Linked DNA regions of Homo sapiens: region 2 is linked to region 1. A link is an interaction called in ENCODE POLR2A ChIA-PET data of the cell type or tissue named here. Cell type or tissue: A673. All regions are shown on one strand. Links, peaks and the distances in the headings refer to the core of each region. The heading gives the core; the rest is flanking DNA. Region 1 has its middle 6.3 kb from the start of TMEM95. Region 2 holds the start of DLG4 (discs large MAGUK scaffold protein 4).

Region 1 (7,137 bases), core at 979-5,978:
CCAGCTGCATATCAGAACCACCTGGGCAGCCTTAAAACTAGCTGTGCTTTGGCCCCAGCTCCAGAGATTCTGGAATAAGTGGTCCTATATGGGGCCTTGGTTACTGTAACCCACAGCCAGGGTTAGAATCATTGTTTGGGGTACCCAGAGAGGTCCTAAGGATGGGTAGAAGAACTCCTACCCCTTCCACGGTAGTACCTCTCTCTCTCTCTCTTTTTTTTTTTTTTTTTTTTGAGACGGAGTTTCGCTCTTGTTGCCCAGGCTGGAGTGCAATGGCGCGATCTTGGTTCACTGCCACCTCCACCTCCCGGGTTCAAAAGATTCTCCTGCCTCAGCCTCCCAAGTAGCTGGGATTACAGGCACCCGCTACCACGCCTGGCTAATTTTTGTATTTTTAGTAGAGATGGGGTTTCACTATGTTGGCCAGGCTGGTGGCGAACTCCTGACCTCATGTGATCCACCCACCTCAGCCTCCTAAAGTGCTGGAATTAAGGTGTGAGCCACTGCACCCAACCGTACCTCGCCCTTTTTTTTCAATATATATATTTTAAAAATTTAAAAATTATTATTATTATTTTGAGACAGAGTCTCATTCTGTTGCCCAGGCTGGAGTGCAGTGGCATGATCTCAGCTCACTGCAAACTCTGCCTCCTGGGTTCAAGTAATTCTCCTGCCTCAGCCTCCTGAGTAGCTGGGATTACGGGTGCCTGCCACCATGCCTGGCTAATTTTTGTATTTTAGTAGAGATGGGGTTTCCCTATGTTGGCCAGGTTGGTCTCAAACTCCTGACCTCAGGTGATCTGCCTGCCTCGGCCTCCCAAAGTGCTGGGATTACAGGCATGAGCCACCACACCCAGCCGATTTTTAAAATTAAAAAAATATATATATATATTAAGAGACAAGGTTTCACTATGTTGACCAGGCTGGTCTCAAACTCCTGGCCTCAAGCAGTCCTCTTGCCTCAGTCTTCTAAGTTGTTGGGATTACAGACATGAGCCACTGCATTCAGCCAAGTATCTCTCTTTTTGTTTTACACATTCAATTCCAATCCCTTCATATAACACATGAAAAAAATGAGACCCAGAGATCATGTAAGATCATATAACTTGTCCAAGATCATACAACTCATTCATTCATTCATTTGACAAAGACTTAGTGAGTATCCACCCACCAAGAGGGATGGGAAGCCACATTTCCTGCCTGCTCTGGACGGCAGTAGGTGCCCGTACCCTCCCCTGCTGTCCCCTCTTTCCAGGTTCAACATTTTGGAGCCATCCTTGTTTTCACAGTCAATATTCAGGAGGCCAACCAGTCCTGCCCATTTCTTTCTTCCTTCCTTCCTTCCTCCCTCCCTCCCTTTCTTTCTTTCTTCCTTCCTTTCTTTCTTTCTATTTTTTTTTTTTTTGAGACAGAGTCTCGCTGCGATGCCCAGGCCGGACTTCTGTGGCGCGATCTTGGCTCACTGCAACCTCCACCTTCCAGGTTCAAGCAGTTCTCCTGCCTCAGCCTCCCAAGTAGCTGGGATTACAGGCAACGCCATCATGCCTGGCTAATTTTTTTAGTACTTTTAGTAGAGACGGGGTTTCACCATGTTGGCCAGGCTGGTCAGGAACTCCTGACCTCGAGTGATCCGCCCGCCTCGGCCTCCCAAAGTGCTGAGCCACCATGCCCGGCCAGTCCTGCCTATTTTTCAAGGATCTCTATCCTGTCTGTCCCATCCTTCCATAGCCCCAGCCCACCCAGAACCCTCTCACAGTGGATCCCAGTCTCCCAGAGGCGCCACCAGGCTGCCTGCTCTCCTGGAATGCTCTTCACCCTCAGCGGCCGCGCTGGCCTCCCTGAAAACTCCACACTGCTCACGACCCCCAGCCCCACATCAAATGATGATTAAGAATTTGGGCTTTGGAGTTGGGCTGCCTGGTTTCAATCAAATCCTGGCTTTGTCTCTTACTGGACCGTGGGCAAGTTATTTAACCTCTCTGTGCCTGTTTTCTCTATTTTATTTATTTATTTATTTATTTATTTATTTATTTATTTATTTATTTATTGAGATGGAGTCTCGCTCTGTCGCCCAGTCTGGAGTGCAGTGGCGCGATCTCCACTCACTGCAACCTCTGCCTCCCTAGTTAAAGCGATTCTCCTGCCTCAGCCTCCCAAGTAGCTGGGACTACAGGCTCCCAGCACCACGCCGGGCTAATTTTTTATATTTTTAGTAGAGACGGGTTTTCACCGTGTTAGCCAGCATGGTCTCGAACTCCTGACCTCAGGCGATCCGCCCGCCTCGGCCTCCCAAAGTGCTGGGATTACAGGTGTGAGCCACCACACCTCGCCTCCTCATCTTTTAAATGCAGTAAATGTATTTTATTGACTCTATATAACGTTTTTAATCTGTTTACATTTGAACATCTCTGAAGTCAGAATGCATCTTAAACTGAAGGTATGCCATGGCTTAGTGGATAGTATTTTTTTCTTAGCAGTATATAACATAATGGTATATCAGCAGGGCACGGTGGCTCACACCTGTAAAACCGGCACTTTGGGAGGCTGAGGTGGGTGGATTGCTTGAGGTCAGGAGTTCAAGACCAGCCTGAAAAACATGGTGAAACTCCATCTCTACTAAAAATACAAAAATTAGCCAGGAGTGGTAGCAGGTGCCTGTAATCCTAGCTACTCAGGAGGCTGAGGCAGAGGAATCACTTGAACCCGAGAGGCAGAGGTTGCAGTGAGCTGAGATCACGCCACTGTACTCCAGCCTGGGCAGTAGAGCAAGATTCCATTTCAAAAAAATAATAATAAAAAATTTAAATATTAAAAAATAAAATAATAGTATATATTACAATTGATATATTAAAATTCGTGATAAATTCAATGAAATGCAGTAGTAGTTACCTTATGGGATTGCTGTGAAGTCTAAATAAGCTAATATAAAATGCTTGAGGCCAAGCACAGTGGCTTACACCTGTAATCCCAGCATGTTGGGAGGCCGAGGCAGGAGGATCGCTTGAGCCCAGGGGTTTGAGACCAGCCTAGGCAACATAGTGAGACCCCCATCTCTACAAAAAAAAATTTAAATTAGCTGGGTGTGTCAGCCGGGCGAGTGGCTCACGCCTGTAATCTCAGCACTTTGGGAGGCCAAGGCGGGTGAATCACGAAGTCGGGAGTTCGAGACCAGCCTGACCCACATGGTGAAACCCCGTCTCTACTAACAATACAAAAATTAACTGGGCATGGTGGCACATGCCTGTAATCCCAGCTACTTGGGAGGCTGAGGCAGGAGAATTGCTTGAACCCAAGAGGCGGAGGTTGCAGCAAGCCGAGATCGCGCCACTGCACTCCTGCCTGGGGGATGAGCAAGACTTCGTCTCAAAAAAAAAAAAAAAAAAAAAATTAGCTGGGTGTGATGGCGCATGCCTGTGGTCCCAGCTACTCAGGAGGCTGAGGTGAGAAGATCGCTTGAACCCAGGAGGTCAAAGCTGAAGTGAGCTGACATCACACCACTGCACTCCAGCTTGGGTGACAGAGTGAGACCCTGTCTTAAAAAAAAAAAAAAGAAAGAAACACAAACTCCTCCAACCTCTCATGCCACATGCTCAGGAAGAGCTTACTAGAGGAATTTATATCACAAGGGTTCAGAGAAGGGGCTGGGGTTGTCAAGGACATACCCTGGAGTCTGCCATGTGCCAAACACTGTGGAAACAAAGATAAAAAACCACTAGGTGGGTAGGCACGGTGGCTCATGCCTGTAATCCCAGACTTTGGGAGGCCAGGGTGGTTGGATCACCTGAGGTCAGGAGTTCGAGACCAGCCTGGCCAACATGGTGAAACCACATCTCTACTAAAAATACAAAAATTAGCCAGGTGTGGTGGCAGGTGCCTGTAATCCTAGCTACTCTGGAGGCTGAGGCAGTAGAATCGATTGAACCCAGGAGTAGGAGGTTGCAGTGAGCCAAGATTATGCCACTGCACTCCAGCCTGGGTGATGGAGCGAGACTCGGTCTCGAAAACAAACAAACAAACAAACAAAAAACCTGTTAGCTGGTGGTTTAATAGGGCAGGGCATGGTTTGGAGGGAAGATGGATTGGTAAAGAAACACCACCACCTTGATGTGACACAGCTGAGGGATGTCTAGAGAAGGGACACCCCCAGGGGCTCAGAGAAGGATTCTCAGAAGAGGTTGTGCCTGAGCCAAAGGAGAAAGACATCCCAGGTATAAGGACAAGCCTGGGCAATGACAGATGAAAAAGCAGGAGGTGTTTGGGCAGCTACAGGTGATTCAGTATGGCCGTGGGGGGTGCGTTGGGTGGGCAGTGCTGAGAGATAAAGCCGCAGGGACATGTGGGGGCCAGATTCCAGGAAGTATTACACAGGTAGATCACTTGCTTACTGATGAGAAGTGGGCATGTGGGCATGGCAGGAAGAGAAGAAGGAAGAGAATGTCCAGGGTACAGTTGGCGCTGCCACGAAGCTCCAGAGAGGTCACAGAGAAGTGATGGGCTCAGGGAGGAAGGTGAGCTTGAACATATGGAATCTGAGATGCCCGGGCAGGGGCATTCAAGTGGAGATTCCAGGTAGGGCTACCTTTGAACAGCTCTGGCCTGAGGAGCAGATATAACAAGTGGGAGCTGCTGATGGAAAGCCTGGAATGTCAGGGTAAATAGAGGCCAGGCCGGGCGCGGTGGCTTACGTCCGTATCCCAGCACTTTGGGAGGCTGAGGCGGGCGTATCACCAGGTCAGGAGATCAAGACCATCCTGGCTAACACGGTGAAACCCTGTCTCTACTACTAAAATACAAAAAATTAGCCGGGTGTGGTGGCACGTGCCTGCAGTCCCAGCTACTCAGGAGGCTGAGGTGGGGGAATCGCTTGAACCCGGGAGGCGGAGGTTTCAGTGAGCTGAGATCACGCCACTGCACTCCAGCCTGAAGATAGAGCAAGACTTCGTCTCAAAAAAAAAAAAAAAAAAAGCCAGGTCTATAAACTGCAGGCAAGGAAGAGAGCTAGGGCATGTCTTTTTTTTTTTTTTTTTTTTTTTTTTTTTGAGATAGAGTCTCACTTTGCTGCCCAGTCTGGAGTGCAATGGAGTGATCTCGGCTTACTGCCACCTCTGCCCTCCGGGTTCAAGCGATTCTCCTGCCTCAGCCCCCCAAGTAGCAGGGACTGCAGGTGTGCACCACCATACCCGGCTAATTTTTATATTTGCAGTAGAGACAGAGTTGCACCATTTTGGCCAGGCTAGTCTCGAACTCCTGACCTCAGGTGATCCTCCCACCTTGGCCTCCCAAAGTGCTGGGATTACAGATGTGAACCAGTGCGCCCGGCCAGGCATATATTTAAACAAGATATTATAACAGCTAATGCTGAGTGAGTGCCAGTATATGTGGGACACAGTCCCAAGCATTTTATTTATTTATTTATTTTTTGAGACAGGGCCTCACTCTGTAGCCCAGGCTGGAGTGCACTGGTGCAATCACAGCTCACTGCAGCCTTGGCCTCCCCGGTTCAAGCAATCCTCCTACCTTAGTCTCCCAAGTAGCTGGACTATGGGCACATGTCACCACGCCCAGCTATTTTGAAATTTTTTTGTAGAGACTATCTCACTATGTTGCTCATTCTGGTCTTGAACTCCTGAGCTCAAGTGATCCGCCCACCTCAGCCTCCCAAATTGTTGGGATTACAGGCGTGAGTCACCGCACCGGGCCTGTGTTTCTTTCTGTGCACATAAAGCCAGCCCACTGGAATATGGTCTACAGGGCTGGTATTTCTGAGCACCTCCCAAACAAGGGAGGCTGCTGTGGGTGCAGAAACATTTTTAAGTGGCCCCCAAATCCTCTCTGACCTGCCTTCCATGGAGAGGCAGATTCTATGGATCCTTCCCTTGAATCTGGGCTCTGTGTCTGGCTGACCAATGGAATGTGGGAGAAGTGACACTGCTCCACTTTCTGGGCCCACGCCTTAAGGAACTGGCACCTTCCACTCTCTGTCTCTTGGGGACTCACTCTGGAACCTAGTCACCATCTCTGAGGAAGCCCAGACTTCAGGAAGAGTCCATATGAGGGGTCCCAGCCAAACGCCAGCATCTCCTGCCACACATATGAGTGATATTACAGCCCCCAGATGTCCAGTTACCCCCAGACTTTTATTTTTCCAAGACACCAGATATTGTAAAGCAGAGATTAACCCCACAGTGTCCTGCTGGAATTCCTGACTCAAGAAGTCCAGGGCAATGATCAAACAGTGTGTTTTTTTTGTTTGTTTTGTTTTTTTGAGACGGAGTCTCGCTCTGTCTCCCAGGCTGGAGTGCAGTGGCACAATCTTGGCTCACTGCAACCTCCGCCTCCCAGGTTCAAGCAATTCTCCTGCCTCAGCCTCCCGAGTAGCTGGGCCTACAGGTGCCTGCCACCACGACTGGCTACATTTTTTTGTATTTTTAGTAGAGATGGGGTTTCACCGGGTTAGCCAGGATGGTCTCGATCTCCTGACCTCGTGATCTGCCCACCTTGGCCTCCCAAAGTGCTGGGATTACAGGCGTGAGCCACCACGCCCGGCCCAAACAGTGTTTTTTATGCCACTAGGTATTATTTCTTCAAAACAGATAGTTGGTTCAGTGGGACAGAAAAAGGAGCCTAGGACATGGCACTAAATGTCTTGGGTTTATGACACGGCTGGCCGGGTCCATCCTAGCCATGTGCACGGGGGGATATTACTTCAGCAACCTAAGCCTCAGTCCTCCTGCCTGCAAAATGGAGTTAATGATAACTAATGTGTACGGTGACAGCGTGTCAGACAGTCTAAGCAGTTTTTTTTGGAGACGGAGTCTCGCTCTGTCACCCAGGCTGGAGTGCAGTGGTGCGATCTCGGCTTACTGTAACCTCTACCTCCCAGGTTCAAGCGATTCTTCTGCCTTAGCCCCCGAGTAGCTGGGATTACAGGCACCTGCCACCATGTCCGGCTAACTTTTGTATTTTTAGTAGAGACAGGGTTTCACCATGTTGGCCAGGCTGGTCTCGAACCCCTGACCCCAAGTGATCCTCCCGCCTTGGCCTCCAAGGTGCTGGGATTGCAGGCATGAGCCTCCATGCCCGGCTTTCAGTGTCCTCTTGACATGGTGGCTGGCTTCCCCCAGAGGGAGTGATCCA
Region 2 (5,000 bases), core at 1-5,000, 140 kb before region 1:
ACAGGGGATGTGGGGAAGAGGCAGCCTGGGAGAAAGCCCGAAACCCACAGAATGAAGGACAAGAAAGTCGCCCTGGTGGAGAGAGGGTGGGGGCTCCAGATCTAAAGGTCCTCAGCCCCCAATCTCTTCCAACCATCCTCACACGTGCACAATGCATGTGTACACACATGTGTGAGTTTGTGGCAGGGAACATGTGTGTCCTCAGCTCCCTCCCATGAAAAGCTGCAGTTCCCACTAAATATAACCCCCTCCCCAGCCTGTGACTCACCCGGACCCCGCCTCCCCCGGCCCCCACTTCCTGTCCCACCCCCCAGCCCCCAGCTGCCTGCCACCCGCCCAAGCCTCCCTCCACACACCAGGCATCCAGCTCTCCAGTCCCAGAGTCTCCAAGGAGAGCCTAGGTATCTGCATCCCACCAGGAGCTCGCCTGTGCTCCATCCGAGATCTCCTGCCTTTGCCAGGCTCCAACCAGAGGGACACTCTTGCACAGATCCCCATCGCTGCCAGCCCTGCCCTCCTCCTACACCTTTTCACCCCAGTAACCTCAGTAACTTCGGTCATAAGCCCTCAGGGACCCTTAAATCCAGGTGTCCTCCCCCACCTTGATCCCAAGCGTCAGGGGTATCTGGAACAGTCCCCACATCTGCTCTTCTCCCTCTCTCTTGATCAGGGCTAGATACAGTGTGGGAGGAGATGGGGATATTGGGCACCTGCCTTTGGGCCACCCCCAAATTGTGCACCACCCACCCGGTCCCCCTCCTCAAATCCCCTCTCTCCCTAAGCCTCTCATCCTCCTCCTCAGGGGCTGGCAAGCTCGGCTGCTGCAATCTTCTGCCTCCTATGGGAGTACCCCCAAATCCTTGCCTCACCTGGTCCATTCCCTCAGGTGATCCCATGCCAGGGCCCCAGCCCTCTGACAACTTCCAACTACCTCCATTCTATATGACTGAACCCTAAATTAACAGTTCCCTCAAATTGAGAGAGCATCCCTAAATGCAGCCACCACGAGATGCTTGTTCTAGAGTCTGAAGGCCCACCCCTTCCCTGCCAGCTGACACCCCCAGATCAGTCAGGCACTCACAACCAATAACCTTTACCCCATGCCAGGAGCCCCCCAAAACTGGACAAGGCCCTTGGAAGCCAGCTTTTCCCTGGGGAGGAAAGAGGAACCCCCCAACATAGCCCACCTTCCCACATACACCAGCAGGACTCCCTTATGAGCCAGGCTTCTCCTTAAATAAGTCTCCCTCAAACAGCGCTGATGAACCCCCAAACCCGCCAGGCCCCCCGAACCATGGAATATCCTAAATTTTCCATATCCCTACAGGTACAAAGGGATCACTCCAGGGGGCACCTGTGGCCAAATCCTGCATTTTCTCAGATGTGAACCCCAAAACTAAATTAAGACCCCCAAATACATCTTACTTCTGATGCTGCCACTCCAGGGGCGCCAGTCCCAGATAAGGCCTACTAACCCCTCCCCACAAACTCATACCCTCCCCCCAGTTTATAGCCCCCCCATCATGCTTACCTTGGTTGTCACTATACAGAGACAGTCCATGTTGGGGGGCCTGGCCGCGGCGGCGGGTAAGGGGCTCTGACTTCATCGGAGTTTCGTTCCTCCCCTCCGTGGGTTCTCACCCCTCCCCCCTCCGCACCCCACTTTTGCAGGGGGGGCCAGGATGGGGGGAGGGGTGAGAGGGGAAGGAGGGGGTTGGAGAAGGGAAGGGGAGGGGAGCGTGGGAGGGAGGGGAAGGGGGCCCTAAAAGGGGCTCCCCAGTGGAGGGGAGGGGGCTTGGGGAGCACACCCCGATTCTCAGGAGGGGCGGGGGCACCGGGGGCTGGCAGCCCCGGAGTTCGGGGGCTGGGGCATGAGCTGGGGTGGGGGAGGGGAACTGGATTTCGGGGAGCCCCGGGGTAGGGGGGGGTCTTGCCAAACGGCCAGGGGCTAGGGGCCGTGGCGGGGGAGTGGGGTGGGGGGGTTGGAAACGGCAGCGGCCGAGGGAGCCGTGGAGCCGAAGAGGGAAGGGGAGAGAGGAGGAGAGAGGAAGCAGGGGGAGGGAGGGAGGGAGCTAGGAGCCAGAATGGGGGGGGTGCCTTGGCAGAGTTAACTCCTTCTGTGCTGGCAGGAACCCGGATAATGGGAAAGGAGATAGAAGCAGAAGCACAGAGGCCCCTGAGGCAAACATGGAGACCTGGCCAGCCACCAGCGATGACAGCAAAGACGATGAGGCTGGATTTCATTTCTTAGAGAAGGAAGCATCTATAGTTGGGCTGGGAGCACCCACGGTTATTTGAATACGGGAGGGAGGCCTCTCGGCAGGCGGTAGGGGGTCGGGTGTGAGGGAGGAGCTGAAGGAGGCAATCCCTGGGGGCCTAGTTCTCCCTCAGGTTTCTCAGGGGGAAACCTAAAAAGTTAAGCCCTAGACTCTTTAGTGCCTGAAACTGGGGCAGCCAAAGAAAACGAGGAAGAAAGGGAGAGTGGGTACAGGACCACAGAGAGTGCATTCTCGGTGCCCCAAGTCCCTGGGCCACTGACTCAGGCTTTTGTCAGCAGGGCCCCCAAGATTCCAGGTAATATTAGTGATATTTGGCTCACCCCTCCAGCCCTGCCTGCCCCTCAGGAAGTTAGGCGCTCGCCCCCACCTCCTTACCTGACTCTCTGAGAGGGAAGCCTCATAATAGTCCAGGATGTCTGTCACAGGAACAGAACTGAGTTACCTCCCCACCCCAGGCCTCTCCAGGCACATCACCCCTGTCATCACCGCTGCTGGCTGGCTGGCAAGGGAGGAGCCCTTTCAGCCAAGGCTGGTCCACACTCATGGAGGACACCATAGGCAGGACCCTGCATGGTGCTCCAGCTTGGACCAAATGATCTCTGGGCTCCCAAACAGCCCCCGAAGTTCAGTAATGGCCCTTGGAGGCCCAGGTCCCTCAGAAAACGGGCTACTCACCCAGCAAGGCCTGGAAGAGGTCGCTATGCAGCACTGTGAGGAGTGGGGGTGCCCACCGCAGCAGTGGGGGTGCCAGGAGCCAGAGGGCTGACCTGGGAGCTAGTGAGATGCAAGGAGAATTGGGACAGGGAAGATGCCAACACAGGAAGATGAACACACTGTCACTTCATCTCCCCAGACTGTGCCCTTCACCCCAGCCCCTACGGAAAGATTTGGGGAGAAGGATCTCCGAGCCCCAGCCCCCCACTTCGCTCCCAGACCTCCCCTCCACAAGGAGCCCTGTTTTTCACCTCTTGGTCTCTGGGACATCTCTCTCTTCTCTCACTTTAATCTCCCTAATCCTCCAGGATTGGAGTTGAGCTGCTTCTCCCCACTAAATTCCAGCTGTGAGTAAAGTAGGCCGTCTCTGAGCCGACCAGCTGTCCCATTCCCCCAGGTCCCAAGGCACCAGCACCGCCACCATCTTGCTCCACACACCCTGGCCCCCTCTTCCCATAGGCAGGCAGAACCTAGCCACGCTCTCCTGAGAAGCCAGCAAAGAGGGCCTCCTCACAGAGGGCTCCAGCAGCTCAAAAAGAAGCTGAGCCCAGCTCTCTCTCCTCCTGGGCCTCCTCTCACCCCAATGAGAATTGCAGAAAAAGGGGTAGAAATTGTTTGGGACTTCCTGCCCTAGGGCTAGAGAAGTTGGGGTTTTACGGGTAAGAGGCAGGAGAATTCCTGCAGTTCCTCTCAGGCCCGGGAGGAATCCATCTGCCTGGGCACATGGTCTCTGGAAGGAACAGAGGGCAAAGACAGAAGGGAATGTTCAGGAAGGTCTCAGAGGCTTTACTAAGGGAGGGGCAGTGAATCTGGGGGGGTCTTCCTACTGTGAAACTGTAGCTGTTCCAAGAGTTAGTGAATGGCCTACATCTCAGAAGAATACACTTAGGGTACTCACACCCTAGCTTGGGTGCCCCCCACCACTGTACCCTCCCTTTTGTGTTGGCCGAGATAGATTTCATCAGGAACCCTAGAGTCTGTCTTTCCATGTCTCTGCCTCTGCCATCTACCTTACACTTCTCTTTCCCTACTTTTCCCTTCTAACCCCACCGGAGAAGCCCTCCCTTCAGTCCACCTCCATCCCTCTGGCTGCAGTGACTTAAGCCCCTTCCTCTTCTGTCCCATCCTATCCCATCACCCCGTCGGAGGACTAGACTCTAGGTCGGACGGGCGGGATTAAGGAGTTTGGGGGAGACGAGGGACGCTTGGAGATCCCTCTAAGTCAGCGGAACGCAGGGCCGGGCTCCAGGGAACTACAGCTCCCAGCATGCCCCGGGGCCCGCAACCGTCCGCCGCCCGGTGCACTGTGGACGATGAGTCAGGGTTAGGGGCGCCAGGACGTGGGCGTGCAGGACGCCAGAGCTGGGTCAGAGCTCGAGCCAGCGGCGCCCGGAGAGATTCGGAGATGCAGGCGGCTCGGATGGCCGCGAGCTTGGGGCGGCAGCTGCTGAGGCTCGGGGGCGGAAGGTCTGTGTGTGACAAGAGGGACGGTGGGCAGCGGCCCTGGGCACCGGGCCGGCACTGAACCCCCACTCCCCACAGCTCGCGGCTCACGGCGCTCCTGGGGCAGCCCCGGCCCGGCCCTGCCCGGCGGCCCTATGCCGGGGGTGCCGCTCAGGTAAGTCACCGCAGCCTTGGCAAGGGGGTGTGGGAGCGGCGGTCCGCTTCGGCGCCCGCCATCGGCAGGGATCTCCCTCTTGGTGCCAGGTACCTGCCTACTGCTCAGTCGCCGAAAGTAGGGGAAAGGGCAAGCCAGGGTGCCCTAGGGCGAAACTAGGGGAAAGGTCACCGCTTCGCGCCGCCTCCCCGCGCGGCTCTCGCCTGTTCTCCCCTTGACACAGCGGAAGTCCCTTCCCTGAACTTGCTAACCGTCTCTTTTCCCAGCTGGCTCTGGACAAGTCAGATTCCCACCCCTCTGACGCTCTGACCAGGAAAAAACCGGCCAAGGCGGTAGGTAGCCCCGAGGCCAGGTGGACCTTAGCCAGACCCAACCAGAGCCCTGAAATT

Evidence for each region. ChIA-PET counts read pairs that join two places held together with the same protein. Peaks named below come from ENCODE experiments on the same cell type or tissue, not always from the same donor. Only the 100,000 strongest peaks of a DNase experiment are listed, where the experiment ranks them.
Region 2: POLR2A ChIA-PET joins it to region 1 with 5 read pairs; 2 of 35 experiments call an interaction of 5 or more read pairs at or near these places.

Annotation. Positions count from the first base shown.
Region 1 is chr17:7,357,852-7,364,988 of GRCh38, forward strand. No RefSeq gene overlaps it. Among named protein-coding and RNA genes, the nearest start is that of TMEM95, 6.3 kb to the left of the region's middle. In A673, for the core only: no CTCF peak of the experiment used is centred there; no DNase peak of the experiment used is centred there.
Region 2 is chr17:7,215,587-7,220,586 of GRCh38, forward strand. It overlaps DLG4 (discs large MAGUK scaffold protein 4), which reads right to left and starts at 2,041. Exons shown (of 20, transcript NM_001321075.3): 1 at 1,532-2,041. The coding sequence starts at 1,561. ACADVL (acyl-CoA dehydrogenase very long chain) reads left to right here and starts at 4,352. Exons shown (of 20, transcript NM_000018.4): 1 at 4,352-4,460; 2 at 4,536-4,611; 3 at 4,878-4,943. The coding sequence starts at 4,399. RefSeq lists enhancers at 1-371, 4,644-5,000 and a silencer at 4,476-4,685. In A673, for the core only: no CTCF peak of the experiment used is centred there; DNase peaks (open chromatin) are centred at 225, 2,095 and 4,265; H3K4me3 peaks cover 3,342 bases; H3K27ac peaks cover 4,677 bases.